Regions from separate parts of the Homo sapiens genome. Here region 2 is linked to region 1. A link is a loop called in an ENCODE intact Hi-C map of the cell type or tissue named here. Cell type or tissue: PC-3. All regions are shown on one strand.

What was found. Peaks named below come from ENCODE experiments on the same cell type or tissue, not always from the same donor. Only the 100,000 strongest peaks of a DNase experiment are listed, where the experiment ranks them.
Region 2: a loop joins it to region 1, with 10 times the contacts of the local background. A loop is called at or near these places in 2 of 110 quality-filtered maps.

Annotation. Positions count from the first base shown.
Region 1 is chr5:120,680,535-120,688,534 of GRCh38, forward strand. It overlaps PRR16 (proline rich 16), which reads left to right. Exons shown (of 2, transcript NM_001300783.2): 2 at 5,420-6,780. The coding sequence ends at 6,175. Among named protein-coding and RNA genes, the nearest start is that of PRR16, 220 kb to the left of the region's middle. In PC-3, CTCF peaks have their summits at 3,892 and 4,701; a DNase peak (open chromatin) is centred at 2,527; H3K4me3 peaks cover 2,031 bases; H3K27ac peaks cover 2,787 bases.
Region 2 is chr5:119,467,420-119,475,419 of GRCh38, forward strand. HSD17B4 (hydroxysteroid 17-beta dehydrogenase 4) reads left to right here. Exons shown (of 24, transcript NM_000414.4): 3 at 6,489-6,596; 4 at 6,982-7,041. It also overlaps the pseudogene LOC124901215. Among named protein-coding and RNA genes, the nearest start is that of HSD17B4, 19 kb to the left of the region's middle. RefSeq lists enhancers at 2,407-3,138, 3,139-3,870. In PC-3, CTCF peaks have their summits at 3,607 (motif pointing right) and 3,608 (motif pointing right); no DNase peak of the experiment used is centred here.

The DNA of each region.
Region 1 (8,000 bases):
CTACTGGACTTTCCCTGGCGTTCGAGGCTGTGTTCCTAGTAGAATTGCCACAAAGTGTGTACCTTATTCAATTTATAAGATATTCTTTAAAAGTTGTCTGAACTGACTGAATTTACATTTGCACTGACAATGCATAAGTTCCAATTATAGATATCATCACCAACAATTGGGATTATCAGGTTGTTTCATTTTTACCAAATCATTGAGTTTGAAATGTTATGTTGTTTTCTCAAGTTTGCATGACCTCAATTACTAGTAAGACTGAGTGTGTGGTTTTTAGTGTTTGGAAATTTGTGTTCACTTCACGTGAATTGCTACTTCATAATCTTTTTTCCACTCGTGTGTGTGTACACATGAACATAAACTCTAAATTATGTTTTATTTATTTATTCACCTAAGTTGGTATAGATACTATATGTTGCTTTGCTTAAGAAAGATTTGGACTAAGTTCTGTGCTTGGAATTAACATGGCTGCATCAGGTTGCATCTGGATATTTGCCTGATAATATCTTATTTCTATAACTTTATATTGTCTTTCTGTGTCTCTTTTTGGCAGCAATCACTACTTTTATACATTATTTTAATCTATTTACACTCTTGTAATTGCAAATATATTGGCATCATTTATTCTATTGTATAGAGTGACTTTCATTTACGATGCTTTTCGTTGTCATTTTTTAAGATTTCTTATTTTCTGCCTTGTTAGATTTATTGAGTTTCCTTTGCTCACTTTTTATTTCTTATTTATTTTGGAAGTGATAATTTTATATCTGTTATTTCAATAGTTTCTGCAAAATTTACACATGCACTTTTGACTTAATAAAGTTAATCAGTATCAGATAGATAATAATTTTCCTCACACACACAACAAAGACAATGAACTTAAATAGTTTAATTCTGATTGTCCTACAGACATGTTCTTTTTCCTAGTATTTAGCTTCACATTTTTCTTACCCTGTCCCAAATTAGTCATTAATATATTATGTTTTGTAATCAATGCATAACTTGACTTACTTGTTTACCAATGCCTTTGTTTATCTATGCTTCTTGCATTCCAGTTCTTCCTTCTGATTATTTACCTTTCACTGAATTTTCATTTATCAATACTTTCAATACTGAGCTATAAGAGCAATACTCTCTCAGTCTTTGTTGTCTAAAAATGTCTATTTCTCTCACTTCTATATCAGTTAAACTATATTAACATTCCCAATTATTTTTCAGTATGAACCTATTCCTAAATTTTCTTGGGACCACTGTTACTTGTGGGAAGATCTGTCAGCTTAATTTTTGTTACTCTATAAATACTTGGTGTTCCCTTTTTTGTGGTTGTAAAACTTTTATCATTGCTTTTCAGTGTTTTCTGGTTTCACTATGGTATGTCTGAGTGAGAGTTTGTTTATATTTTCTTGTTTGAAACTGTGTACTTTAGAGGACACTTCAGTTCTGAAAGTACTAATTCATTGTCTGTTTGAATACTACATCTCTCACTTCTGCAACTCTTTAAAAGAAAAATATGTGGTACTTTATCATATCATCTCAAAGGCTCTCACAGGATAGCTGCTACCTAACTATCCAACCTCATCTCTCACAGTGCCCTTGAGCCAAAACAGTCTTTAAATCACTCACACTCAGGTGATCTCTTCTGTCAGAGGACCTTTATCAGGCTCTTTTCTGAGCAGACTGCTTGAACCACTCTTCTGCCAGTAAGCTCCAACTCATCCTTACAGAATGCTTCACTAACCTTTCTGATGGGGTCTTCCTCTTCTCTTATAACATCTTATATTCTTCAGAGCGCTTGAGCTAGTTGCACTTTTAAAATTACTTGTTTGAAGATCTAGTCAAAGTGAGGCCCTTTCATGGATTGTCTGCTCCATGAAAGCAGTGTTTTGTTTGTTTTTTATTCTCTTGGAATTTTATAGGCACTCAGGAAATAACGTAGAGACTGAAACCAGGTAGGAAGCATAAAACCAGCAGGAACTGAGGTGGCATTTATTCATCTCTGAAAATCAGCTTCACTGCCCTCCTAAAAGACCTGTTTTCTCTCATTTGCTGCAGAATTTACTATGATAAAATGTGTGGGGTAGATAACCTCCAGGTGAAATAGGACAAGGACCCATGAGCCAAGACTGTCTCTCTACCTCTCACATTCTTTAGATAGCCTTTCACTTTAGTTTCTAGACAGAGCTTGAGAATATGCAACCAACTCAGTGGTCATTTATGGATAAATTCTTTCCTTCCCATTTTCTTCTAGAATAACTGAATAAGTTTTGAAGTAACAACCACTTCCAAGAATCAAATTGGAGAGAAAATGCTTTTGCTCACACTTAAACTGAAGAAATAACCCTCGGAGCATTTACTTAACAAATATTTGCTGAGCCCCTAATTAGTACCGGTTGTTATGTTAGGCCTTTAGAATGCAATAGGAAAAATTTTAAGGATGTGTCAGAGTTAACCTGACTAAGAGAAGAAGGAAGAGCATTTCAAGAAGAAATAATGGTTTGTGCAAACATTCTGTGGCAGGAAGCAGACAAGCAATTTTGAGGGCCTAAAGAATACCAGAGAGATTGGGAACAGAAATACAGAGTTGAGGACTGAGAGTTATTTAGGAGCATGAGACAATGACTAGAACTGACTCATACTAGCTAAAAATCAATCATATTTTTTAAAAATTTTGTGAGCTGGTTGGTTGTTAAACACAACAGTTACTAAAAGTGAAACTGGGCTGAAGCGAGTGGATCATGAGGTCAGGCGTTTGAGACCAGCCTGGCCAACATAGTGAAATCCCGTCTCTTTTTGTATTTTGTAAAAATACAAAAAATTAGGTGGGTGTGGTGGTGGCTGCCTGTAATCCCAGCTACTTGGGAGGCTGAGGTGGGAGAATTGCTTGAACCTGGGAGATGGAGGTTGCGGTGAGCTGAGATCGCATCACTGCACTCCAGCCTGGGCGACAGTGTGACACTCCGTCTCAAAAAAAAAAAAAAAAGTGAAACTGTATAAACAAACTAATTACATTAAAAACAAAGGTTTTCTAATTGTTCCCTGTTATTTTTAATTATTTTACTGCAGTTCACTATTATTTGTGCTCCTGAGTTTATTTATGTATAGTACACTTTTTAATTGTATGCTACTGTACATTTATTCCCAACCTCAGGTTCAGTAATGTCACATGACTAACCTGAAATCAACCACAGTGGAATTTTACACAAAACCTTTCAAATGAAGACTTCCTTACACTGCCAAGAGCCAGCTGATAAACACCAGTATTCCATTGAGTGAGACTATGCAGAATCCTGAAGTCTGTTTTCAGAATTGATCTTTATCACAGGAGAAATGAGCAGACATAGAAAGGATTTAAACAGGGAGTTAACAAAAGCACACTTCTGCTTCAAAAAAAAAAAAAACCAAAAAAGTCATTGAGACTACTGAAATGAAAAAAAGCAAAGTGGCTTTGGATAGTCCATACAGTAAATCATAGAGGCTCAGAGTAGGATGACAGAAGTGAAAATGGAGGAAAGTGAATGGATTTAAGATTCGTTATTTAGGAGCTAAAATAGAAGGACTTGTTCTCCTGACCAGAAGGTGAGTGAAAGGGTGATATCAAATAGAGTTTCTGGATTTCTGATTATTCAGATGTGAGGTTTGTGCTGTCATTTGCTAAAATAGAAAATACTAGAAGAAATTTGTTGAATTTACTATATTTGTTGAATGTTTTGAAACTGCTGAGTTTGCAGGCCTTCGAGACATCCAAAGACTGAGCCCTGGTGGCCTTTACCTGCCTGGTGGAATCAATCACTTAAGAGCCTCATGAGGAGGAAGTAAAGTCTATATCCTGTCCAACGTCTAGATGCTTTTGGTGTTTTCATTTTGAGCCCAATCCTGCCACCATGTGACAAAGAGCCAACTTCACAGTTGATTAAACTTAGACCTAAGTAAGAGAGGAGGGAAAAATCTCCATATGGAATAAATGTGATGGAAATGTGTGAAATGAAGGAACTGTCTCCTTACATAAACTATTTTTAAAACAATCCATAACTTTTCCATTCTCATATGTGTATAACAGTGCAGGTATGGTGGCTATGAGAATGGCCTCCAAGACCTCTGAATGCAGAGTGTAAATGACTGAGGACCCTGATGCTGTACTCTGAAAGTCAGCATTTGAGCAGTGACCACACTGCTGCTCCCAGCCAATGACTGAACAGGGCAGAGACAGTAAGGTTGCCCTGTTATGGGAGATGTCAGACTCCCCAGTATCCTTGCCAAAGTCTCCTTAGAACTGCATTGTCTAAGATACTTCCATTCAATGTTCCTATCTTCACAACCTCTCTCCTTAACGTGGGTTCCCACCTGTCTTATGCTCTGATGCCTCTGCCAGCCTTATCTGAGTCCCTGGCTCCTCTGCCTGGTACCTGTAGTAGCCCTTGACTGGTGTGACTTCCTGTCATTCACCCAGTGATAGTAAACATCTGCTTTGTATTAGTTTAGGGTCCTGGGCCCAGATAATTTTCTTTCCCTTTCTCCAAGGCGAGACAGCTTTTGCTTCTACCCTCTCTCAGAAGCAAAATATCTTTGCCTGTGTCTTACAGGTTGGAGGGTTTCTTGCTACTGCACCAGTAAAGGTTCTGCTTTATAAGGGAGAACAGTCTGAGAAGTAAATGGGGTTTTGTGCCTGTGTGCCCACCAGGGGCTCTCTTCCATCTCTTTCCTCCTCTCAGCATGAGAGGTCTGTGTAAAGGAGGCCATGAGTGAGTACAGATGATACTGTGTCTGAGACTCCCAAGGATTCTAAATTGTCATAATAGCACATATTCAACCTTTAATTAGTCATCAAAGTTTTAGTTGCTTTCTTCATTCACTCTGATGGTTGCTGCCTTTTTTTCCTGTGATTTTCTAAAGGTTGAACAGTTGATGTTTTCTGTATATCCTCAGAGGGCTTGAAACTCTCAACAGTTGAGTTCATTTGGTTGCCTTGTGAGGTCAAGTCTCTGTTGGTCTCAAGAAAATTATGATTTTGCAGATTATCTTTTTTTTTAATTTCAAGATTGGAAGCAATGTTCTCCTACAGCTTTCTGCATGTTAAGCAGAAGGGAAATGCCCTCTGATTATTTTTAAAAATCAGTTATATTCCTGCATCAGGTTTCATATTTTATGGGTGGGTATATCAGAGTCAGAAATAGAATGTATATATAAATCATATGTTATGTTCTAAGCATGTTAAATTATATTATCATACAGTTGGTCCTCTGTGTGATGGTCACTATTCTGTAAATTTATTGACTGAAAACATCAAGCAGCAATGGAATGTTCAGTTCAATATCAGTTAAGGCTTCCATAGCAGATTTCCCCTAGACAAAAATAAATTGTTTCTAGTATACTTTGTTTGGGTCATTCTTCAAAACAATTACCTTGTCCTTTCCACTAGGTGGTTGACCAGATTGACACCCTGACCTCTGACCTACAGCTGGAGGATGAGATGACTGACAGCTCCAAAACGGACACGCTGAATAGTAGCTCAAGTGGCACAACAGCCTCCAGCCTAGAGAAGATCAAAGTGCAGGCTAATGCACCGCTTATTAAACCCCCAGCACACCCGTCTGCTATCCTCACGGTCCTGAGAAAGCCAAACCCTCCACCACCTCCTCCAAGGTTGACACCTGTGAAGTGTGAAGACCCCAAAAGGGTGGTTCCAACTGCCAATCCTGTAAAAACCAATGGCACCCTTCTACGAAATGGAGGCTTACCAGGTGGACCTAACAAAATTCCAAATGGAGATATCTGCTGCATACCCAACAGTAACTTGGACAAGGCTCCAGTCCAGCTTCTGATGCATAGACCTGAAAAAGACAGATGTCCCCAGGCAGGGCCTCGAGAACGAGTTCGGTTTAATGAAAAAGTACAGTACCATGGCTATTGTCCTGACTGTGATACCCGGTATAACATAAAAAACAGGGAGGTCCACTTACACAGTGAACCTGTCCACCCACCGGGAAAGATTCCTCACCAAGGCCCTCCCCTCCCTCCTACACCCCATCTCCCTCCTTTCCCACTAGAAAATGGGGGAATGGGAATAAGCCACAGTAACAGCTTCCCCCCTATCAGACCTGCAACTGTGCCTCCTCCCACTGCACCAAAACCACAGAAGACGATCTTGAGGAAGTCAACCACTACAACCGTGTGATGTATGCCATTAAAAAAATTGTTTTTTTAATTTTCTATATTATAAACATAAAATAAGTAATGAGCACTTTCTACTCAAGCAATAAAAAGCCCAAATATATTAATCCTGCATTCAGCAAAGTGGCATAAAAATCACCTGGTAAGTATGCAGCACATTGCTTATATCCTGGGTATGCATTATTTTAAATGTTGTATCATTAAAAACCTCAGAATGATGAAAAATATGAATGATGCATTGTTTTTGCAATTGACCTATGACAAACTGTGAACCTGCAGATTTCACCTATTTTGATTTACTATAAGAGCTGGGATTTGATTCATTTTATTTATGCCTAAGTCATCTATGCATTAACATGTCATATTCTTAACTTTGATCTAATGCTTTTTACTAGGAAATTTTAATACTGAAGGACTATTTTATTATTTTTTTCTAAAGATGTTTGTCACTAGTTTTTCATTATTAAATGCTGAGGCCAATACCAAGAAGTTTATTTTCTATATTATACAATTATGAATTACATGCTCAGCTATATATGTAATAAAATACTTTGGTCTGTGGAAATATTGTTAAATCAATAAACAATAGTAAATAATGACAAAAGCAAATGTTCCTCAGAATTAAAATGAAGTAGTGGTTCATTTAATCTCACTTAACATTCCTCAATATGGGCAGCAAATCTGACAGAGTTTGGAGAAGTTACAGTGAGTGTATATCAGAATTTTCTAAATGAAATATCATATTCCACATCATAAATCAAAATCTACACACTACATATTTTATACTTCCATTTGGTACTTCAAGAGCCTTCTGTTGAACTCTCCCTATGTTGCCAAGCCCTCCTCATACTCAGCATTCTTCCAGGATGTACCCTAAACTATTACATTGAGGCTGTAGGGTGTTTTGCCTCCTGCATTAGCAAGCTCTCTGCCTCCCCAAGTGGACCCACATTTATAGGAGAATTATAGGGGGATATCTGAATGCTTCTGGTATCAGGATGTGTTCAGCATTTGGCGTAAGTTTTTCCCCCTCAGAGTTGAAAGATACCATGGGCCGTTGCTGTCTTCTAAAAGAAAGAGAAGAAATCTTTCCTTCTAACATCAAATAAAAATCCTCCTCTTCCGTCTTATCTACCAACTTAACAAACTTTACCCACCCATGGTCCAAATTTAACTTCCAATTTTATTAATTTCAACTGATGAGATATTTTGTCCTGGAGCTGGAAATGAGTTTCTCTCCCCTAGAGTTATGATGAGGACAGGTTCCTGAAAACAAAATTGGTTCATTAGTGGTAAGAGTAGAGGGAGTCATCTTTTGTGGAAATGTATTTATGGCATAACTTGATAAAGAATCCAATGACTTTTATGAATAGTTGGCTTTTGATCTCAAAACTGTAATCTTTGCACAGGCAGATAGCCTTCAATCGTATTTCTTTCCTGCCTTTTTCAAGCTAGATCATGGTAATTTGAATAGTGTTTTTGACAGCTTCCTATTAAAAATGATTATATATTTTAGATGGAATACAAAAAGAAAATAGGCCTTATTTTTTGAAGGAACAATCAAATGAGTAAAAAACAGAATGTCATGTTAAATATTTACTCAGCATGCGTTATGTTTCATAGGTGTTGGACATGAAGATAATGAAAGCAAAATAATCCGACTTACAATAATCAGAAAGTTACAAAACAGATCCATAATCAAGAAAGACCATAATCTAAAATTTGTTATCTGTATTATTAATATGTTTAATAGATATGAGCCAGGTAAATTATAGACTTATTAAATACCAAAATAATGTGTTCTTAACTTTTTAATGCATGCATTTAGT
Region 2 (8,000 bases), 1.2 Mb before region 1:
CTATCTTTCTCATTAGATCTGGTAGCATTTGCTTTATATATCTGGGTGTTCCAGTGTTGGGTGCATATATATTTACAACTGTTATGTCCTCTTGCTGAAATGATACCTTTATCTTTATATAATGACCTTGTTTTTCTCTTTGCACTGTTTTTGACTTAAAGTCTATTATATCTGATGTAAGTGTATCGTTGACTCTTAAACAACATAGGTTTGAATTGTGCAGGTTCACTTATACATTTATATTTTAAAAACCAAACATCAATAGAAAATACAGTATTCATAGGATATGAAATTTGCATATATGGAGGGCCTACTTTTTGTATACGTGGGTTTCACAGGGCCAACTTCAGGACTTGAGTAGGCACAGATTTTGATGCACGTGGAGTGTCCTGGAACAAATGCCTTGTATATACTGAGTTATGAATGTAGTTATTCTGCCTATTTTTGGTTTCTATTTGTATAGAATATCTTTTTCTGTCCTTTCATTTTCAGTCCATGTGTGTCTTTACAAGCAAAGTGAGTTTCTTGTAGGTAGCATATAGTTGAGTATTTAAAAAAATCTATCCAGCCAATCTCTTTATCATTTAATTGGGAAATTTAATTCATTTATATTCAAGATAAATAGGCAAGAACTTCTGTCATTTTGTTAATTGTTTTCTGTTTTTTTTTGTATGTTCTTTGTTCCTTTCTTTGTCTTTTATTGTCTATCTCTTCAGTTTGGTGGTTTTTTTGTAGTGATGAAATTGGATTCTTTTCTCTTTCTCATTTGTGTATGTGCTCTGCCAGTGAGTTTTAAGCTTTCATATGTTTTCATGATGGTAGTTCATCCTTTCACTTTCAAGTGTAGGACTCCCATAAGCATTTCTTTTAAGACGGGTCTAGTGGTGATAAATTCTCTCAGTTTTTTCTTGTCTGGGAAAGACTTTGTTTCTCCTTTATTTCTGAAGGATAGCTTGCTGGAGTAGTGTTCTTGGCTGGCAGGTTTTTGTTTTTTTTTTTCTTTCAGCATTTTGAATGTTATCATTCCATTCTCTCCTGGCTTGTAATGTTTCTGCAGATAAATCTGCTGTTAGTCTAATAAGTCTTATATGTGACTTGATGCTTTTTTCTTGCTGTTTTTAATATTCTCTTTTTGTCTTTGACTTCTGACAGTTTTAGGAGAATGTGCTTTGGAGAGGACATTTTTGGGTTGAATCCATTTGAAGACCTTTGAGTGTCCTGGATATGGATGTCCATCTTTCTTTCAGGACTTGGGAGTTTTCAGCTAAAATGTTTTCTATGCCCAACTTCGCTCCTTCTGTAACTCTCAATATGTAAAAATTTGTTTACTTAATGGTGTCCCATTACTACCATAGGCTTTCTTCATTCTTTTTTATGTTTTTCTCTTTCCTTTTTTTTTTTGTCTGACTGGGTTATTTCAAAAGTCCTGTCTTTGAGTTTAAATATTCTTTCTTTTGCTTGATGTAGTCTGTTGTTGAAGCTTTCAATTGTATTTTTAAATTTCATTGATTGAATTCTTGTTTTTTTTTTTCTTTTTCCTATCAGTTGGGCAATGTGCTTATTTCATGACAACGTTTGAGGGAGGCATATCTTACACGAGTGTGAACACTCAGTCATCACACTTTATTCATTGTATTCTTAAGCTCTGTTTTTTTTAATGATATATATATCTTTTTGTTGAATTTCTCATTTAGATAATGAATTGTTTTTCTGATTTTCTTGTATTATCTATCTATATTTTTCTTGTATCTCACTGGATTTCCTTAAGATCATCATTTTGAATTCCCTTTCAGGAATTTCGTAGATTTTCTTCTATTTAGGTTTGTTACTGGAGAGTTGTGTTTCTTTGGAGGTGTTGTGTTTCCCTGTTTTTCCATGTTTCTTTTTTTTTTTTAACTTAAAAAAAGTGTTTAAAGAAAGGTATCTATTTTTATTTCTTTATTTATCCACCTAGAGACAGGGTCTCACTCTGTTGCCCAGGCTGGAGTACAGTGGCGCGGTCTCGGCTCATTGCAACCTCTGCCTCCTGGTTCAAGCAATTCTCCTGCCTCAGCCTCCTTAGTAGTTGGGACTACAGGTGTCCACCACCACGCCTGGCTAATTTTTGTTATTTTTAGTAGAAATGTAGTTTCATCATGTTGGCCATACTGGTCTCAAACTCCTGACCTCAAGTGATCCACCTGCCTGGGCCTCCCAAAGTGCTGGGATTGCAGGCGTGAGCCACTGCACCTGGCCTGTTTTTCCATGTTTCTTTTGTTCCTACATTGATATTTGTGTGTCTAGTAGAACAGTCGTATCTTCCCCTTTTATGAATTAACTTTTGTAGGGAAAGACTTTTTTCTCTATGTATCAGTTAGGTTAGGTGTTTGGTTTAGCTTCTGGTTGGGCACAGATGTGTAATTGCCTTGTGATTTCTTTGGCTGTAATCAACATCAACAGTGTCTGTATGTGCCTCAGTGGCCTTGACTTTGGGGTTTGTGGAGACAGTGGCATGGTTTTGCTGGGAACAGGGATTGCCAGATGGGTTAGTTGTCTGTCCCTGGTGGGTGAGCATGGTGCATGGTAGATCCTCCATGGGAGGGGGAAGGGTTGCTGGTGGTGTCAGTTGTCTTGGTCCATATGGGGCACATGTGGCACATGGTTGCTCTACTGCTAGATAGGTCATGGTTGCTTGAGGTGATAGATGCTGGCCAGGCTAATTCTCAGTCTCTGGGGAATGCGTATGTCAGCCTTTCTCTTCCTGGTGGCAGCGTCCCCATTGTACTTGAATGTCTGTTTTTTTTTTTGGAGTGTAGGGTGCTGCATGGACTCAGGTGCTGAGGTCATAGTGGTACCACTGAAACTAGCTGGGGTCATGATCCTGCAGCCTTCTGTGTGGGCATGGTGGGATGATGGCAGATGGCACCCCTAGGATGTGGAGGTGTCTGGGCTATTGGCCTCCAGGTCAGAATGCACACCAGCAGTGGTTCCATTACCAAAATGGTGTCATACTGTAACAGCTTGGGTCTCATGGGATAGGGAGGACTCAGCTTGTGTTTCTTTTCAGGAGCAATTCAGCTGTGTATACTCCAGGCAGGTTCCTATACTGAGCTCAGGGTCTGTGATTACAGGTATTTGTGATGGTAATGGCGACTCTTGGGTGTCCCCCACTTAACCTTTTGCCCACAATGGGAAGTCCCTGTCAGCTCTAAGCTGATTCCATCTGGATGCTTCACTTCCCCCTCTAAGCTGCCATGCAGAGTTTCTGTGCCTCAGAGGGTTTTTGTCACTTCCTTGCTGAATTTTCATGTTCTCTCTTAGACATTCTACCTGAAGTGCTGTTATTTGTTGTTTTGATTCTTCTCTGCGGAGGAGACAAGGATTGGGCACCTCTAGTTGGCCATCTTGATGACATCTAACCAGTATTTTCTAGTTAAGATTTTAATTTCTGTGATTTCGCTCTGGTGATAATGGGATTGCTGAGTGGGTCAGTGTCAATTTAGTGGTCTCTAATGTAGAGATTTGTTTGAGATAAATTTACCCCAATATTATTTAACTACCCATGATTGATCTCAATAAATTATTTATCCAGCTTTCAATGCTTGCCTGCCTGGTTGCGCTTTGTAAAATTTCCACTTGGGGGTAGTGTTTCATTGCACAATCAAACAATGCTTTCTTCACTTAAGTATCACGTTTTCTAATTTGCTTTTGAACTTTCTTGTGCTTAAAAAGGGTCATAAAAGACTGTTAACTGTCTTAAAATCTTGATTTTTTTAACTGGTTGTTTCCTGTCATTTGAATAATTGCATTGAAATGAACAATTAATAAGAATTCAGTCTTTTGAGAATCCTAACACTTTTTCCATCTCTTGAGGGATAATACAAGCCTCTTTCTATTATTTTGTGTCTTGTAACATTTTTATTTTCAGTAAGACTTATCATATTATACTATCAAAAAAAAATCTCAGTCCACATTTTGAAAAACTCATTTCCTGTTTTTAAAAAGTTAAGTGAAAATATATATGCCTTAGCTAATTTTAGGCATTGGCTTTTTCTCCATATTATCCCATTACTTATTTATCCAATTCCACTTTCAACTCTCACCCCAGTTTTAAAAAGAGCAGTTTTTCAGAAGAAAAAAAAATCTTGTTTAAAAAAAATTGTGTTAATCATAACTATTACATTTTCATGTATACCATTATGCTATTTATTAATTAGTAACTTTTTTATTGTTACAGCTTTCAAAATCTATGCAATAACCCTATGGAGAAGATCATTTCACAATGCAGATTCTTTGTTTCAAGTAATTCTCTTAAGTTCTGTTTTTCCAAGTTATTTGGCATTTATCTATGTATCTTTTTATTAGTTTTTGCATGTTATTTTGTAAATTTTTTCATAAATTATTGTGTAAATTAACTTTGATATTTGTTCTTATTTGATTATGTTGGCTTGGATATACACTTTATGCTAAAATCTGTGTATTACTGTGGCCATCGCATACTTAACTTTCAATAGATTATAAACTCTTTGAGGGCAAACACCATTCTTATACATTTGTGTGTCCCTCTGTAGATTTTCCTGCAAATAGTAAATTATCAATTAATGTTTGTAAATATATAATTGGATATAGGGAGATGTTTTATGGTAAGTGTCATCAGTTAAACATATGAACATGGAGTTATGGTATAAATTAGTGACTAAACATATATTGGTTCTGTATGTAATTTTTGACCTCTTTTGAGAAATAGTTTTTATTTCTTTCATTTTAGACACTGTGTGTTGTAAAAACTTAAAATATGATTTTCTAATATTTTAAGCTCATGCGTGTTTCTTTTAAAATCACCATTCTTATACATAAAGACTTTCTTATGGAGAAGATATTTCAACATTGTGTGCTTAATCTTTAAAAACTTTTTTATTGTGGTAAGAATACTTATGACATCTATCCTCTTCACAAGGTTTTAAGTGTACAATATAGTATTGTTATAGGTATGTTGTATAGCCGATCTCTAGAACTTATTTATCTTGCATAATTGAAATTTTTTTTTTTTTTGAGACAGAGTTTCCACTCTGCTGCCCAGGCTGGAGTGCAGTGGCACGATCTCAGTTCACTGCAACCTTTGCCTTCTGGGTTCAAGCGATTCTCCTGCCTCAGCCTCCCGAGTAGCTGGGATTACAGGTGTGCATCATCACGCCCAGCTAATTTTTGGATTTTTAGTAGAGACGGGGTTTCACCATGTTGGCCAGGCTGGTCTTGAATTCCTGACCTCAGGTGATCCACCCGCCTCGACCTCCCAAAGTGTTGGGATTACACGCATGAGCCACCGCGCCCGGCCCAACGTAATTGGTACTTTATACCCATTGGTTATCAACTCTCCATTTCCAGCATCTCACTAGTTCCTGGCAACCATCATTCTATTTTGTGATTCTATGAGTTTTGATATTTTAGATACCGCACATAAGTGGAATCATGCCAGTATTTGTCCTTTTGTGACTCACTTATTTCGTTTAACATAGTGTCTTCAGAGTTTATTCATATTATCACATATTGCAGTATTTTATTCTTTTTAAATGCAGAATTACGTTTCATTGCTTGTATATACCCCATTTTCTTTATTCATTCACCTATCCATGGACATTTAGGTTGTTTCCACATCTTAGCTATTGTGAATTGTGTTGCAGTGAACATTGGAGTGCTAATATCCTTTGTTATTTGAAGAGAATTTCAAGTCAGTTTTTCTTCTGATTTCAGTTCTTTTGGATAAAGATGTGGAAGTAGGATTGATCGATCTTATAGTAGTTTTGTTTTCCTGTGTATTTAATCTTAAAGCGATTTTCACATTTTTTCTTTTCTTTTGCTGAAAAGTGGATGAATCTTTTTTTTTTTTTTTTTTTTTTTACTTTTCTTCCCTGCTCCTTTTTTTTTTTTTTTTTTTTCCTGGAAAGGGTCTTGCTCTGTTGCCCAGGCTGGAGTGCAGTGGCATGATCATAGCTCACTGCAGCCTTGATTTCCCAGGTTCAAGCAATCCTCCCACCTCAGCCTCCCAAGTAGCTGGGACTACAGATACATGCCATAATGCCCAGCTAATTATTTTGGTTTTTAGTAGAGATGAAATCTTGCTATGTTGCCCAGGCTGGTGGTCTTAGACTCCTGAGCTCAGGTAGTCCTCCCACCTTAGCCTCTCAAAGTGGTGGAATTACGGGTATAAGCCACCATGCCCAGTCTTCTTTACTTTTTGAAAGAGGAAAAACACTGCACAGTTAAAAATTTCATGAGAACAACCTGTATTTAAATAGTTTTGCTGTTTCTTTATGTCTGTATTCAAAAATGAAGAGGAATGTTTTGAAAATGGCTGTGTTGTGTTTAGTAAGATGGGATAGGGTAGGAAGGAACTGGGCAGATGACTGAAGAGATGTGCTAGTAATTAGAATTTCATTTTCCACACACACACACACACATTTTGAAAGTCTAGAATAATTAATTGTTGTTTGCTTGTTTTTGCATTACAGTGAATGATTTGGGAGGGGACTTCAAAGGAGTTGGTAAAGGCTCCTTAGCTGCTGATAAGGTTGTTGAAGAAATAAGAAGGAGAGGTGGAAAAGCAGTGGCCAACTATGGTATGGTATTTGAGAGAACTATACTATTTATTTTCCTTCAACTAATGCTATTTGTCACATTAATAATCTTTGAGCAAATATCTCAGTATTCCAGTATAATTATGATTTTCTAAGTCTGCCAAAGTTTTCTGACTACATATTTTATATATGTGAGAATTGTTAAAACTTTTGATGTAGACTATTTCATGATTCTAAGCTTTGTTCTATTGTTTACTATTTTTATTAGTGAGCACATGATATAATTAGTAAATTATTGTAGATATGGATATGTTCTTCTGAGTTCTGTTGGGTGAATAGTATTTGTCGTGTACTCTGACCCACAGAATTTAGAAGTCCTTTGGAAGGGAGGTTGCCGAAATTTCATACAAATTTTCCTTTCCCTCAGATTCAGTGGAAGAAGGAGAGAAGGTTGTGAAGACAGCCCTGGATGCTTTTGGAAGAATAGGTGATGTTTCTTTGTGTTATGGCTCTTGTGGAGCAACTTCTACCTTCCTAATGAAATATTTTTAAGTTGACTTTCATTTACTAAACAGATACCTCTTTCCTCATAATCACATTTTAAAATTTGATTTATAAGTTAATTATTGTACTTATTTCATAAAGGGTTTAATTGAGGTGGCAATTTTATGGATATAGTGTTGAGTTTGTTTTTTTGCACCTTAAGTGCTTTAAAAAACTTACGAGCGTTTACTCAGTGCCCTTTTTAAAATAATTCAGTTAAACCTCAAAGATGTTTATAAGATTAAAAAATAAACCAATATTTTGGCAATAGAGTACCCAGTGGATTCTTTTGGATAATTATAATAATTTGGATTAAAATAATCCAATATCTTGCAAATTACTTAAGATGATTTCTCTATAATAAAAATCTTAATTTTTAAGAAGTATTTCAAATAAATTGTTGAGTTTGTTATTTCTGTAGCTAATCTTCCCAGTTTAGTCCCACACACTCTTAATAAAAGATTATTTAACTACTAGATGGAGACATCACGGAACATAAGCCCAACATGTTTACAATCTGAAAAACATTACTTATTCTTAATTGAATGTGCTCTCCCTTTTTTGTTTGGTCTATTACACTTATTTTTCTAATTTTGTTTGATTGAACTCATAAGAACCATGTTCACATATCGTCTGACAGGGATAGAAACCACAAAAATGTGAAATCATAGGGTGAAAATAGCCACAAGAGGGTTGAACCTTAAAAAATAATTATTTTCTTTCATAGTGAGAAAATAATTATGTATCAAGATAAGGCATCAGTTTGTAACTCTAATGGTTTTCTTTTTGGACTTTTTACTTTTGAGTGGCAAGGGAAAAATGTAACTTTAACTTGCTAAGTGAATTTTGAGGTTAAGTGTAGAATGGCTTATGGTTCTGATTCCTTAGAACCTAAGAGTTGTA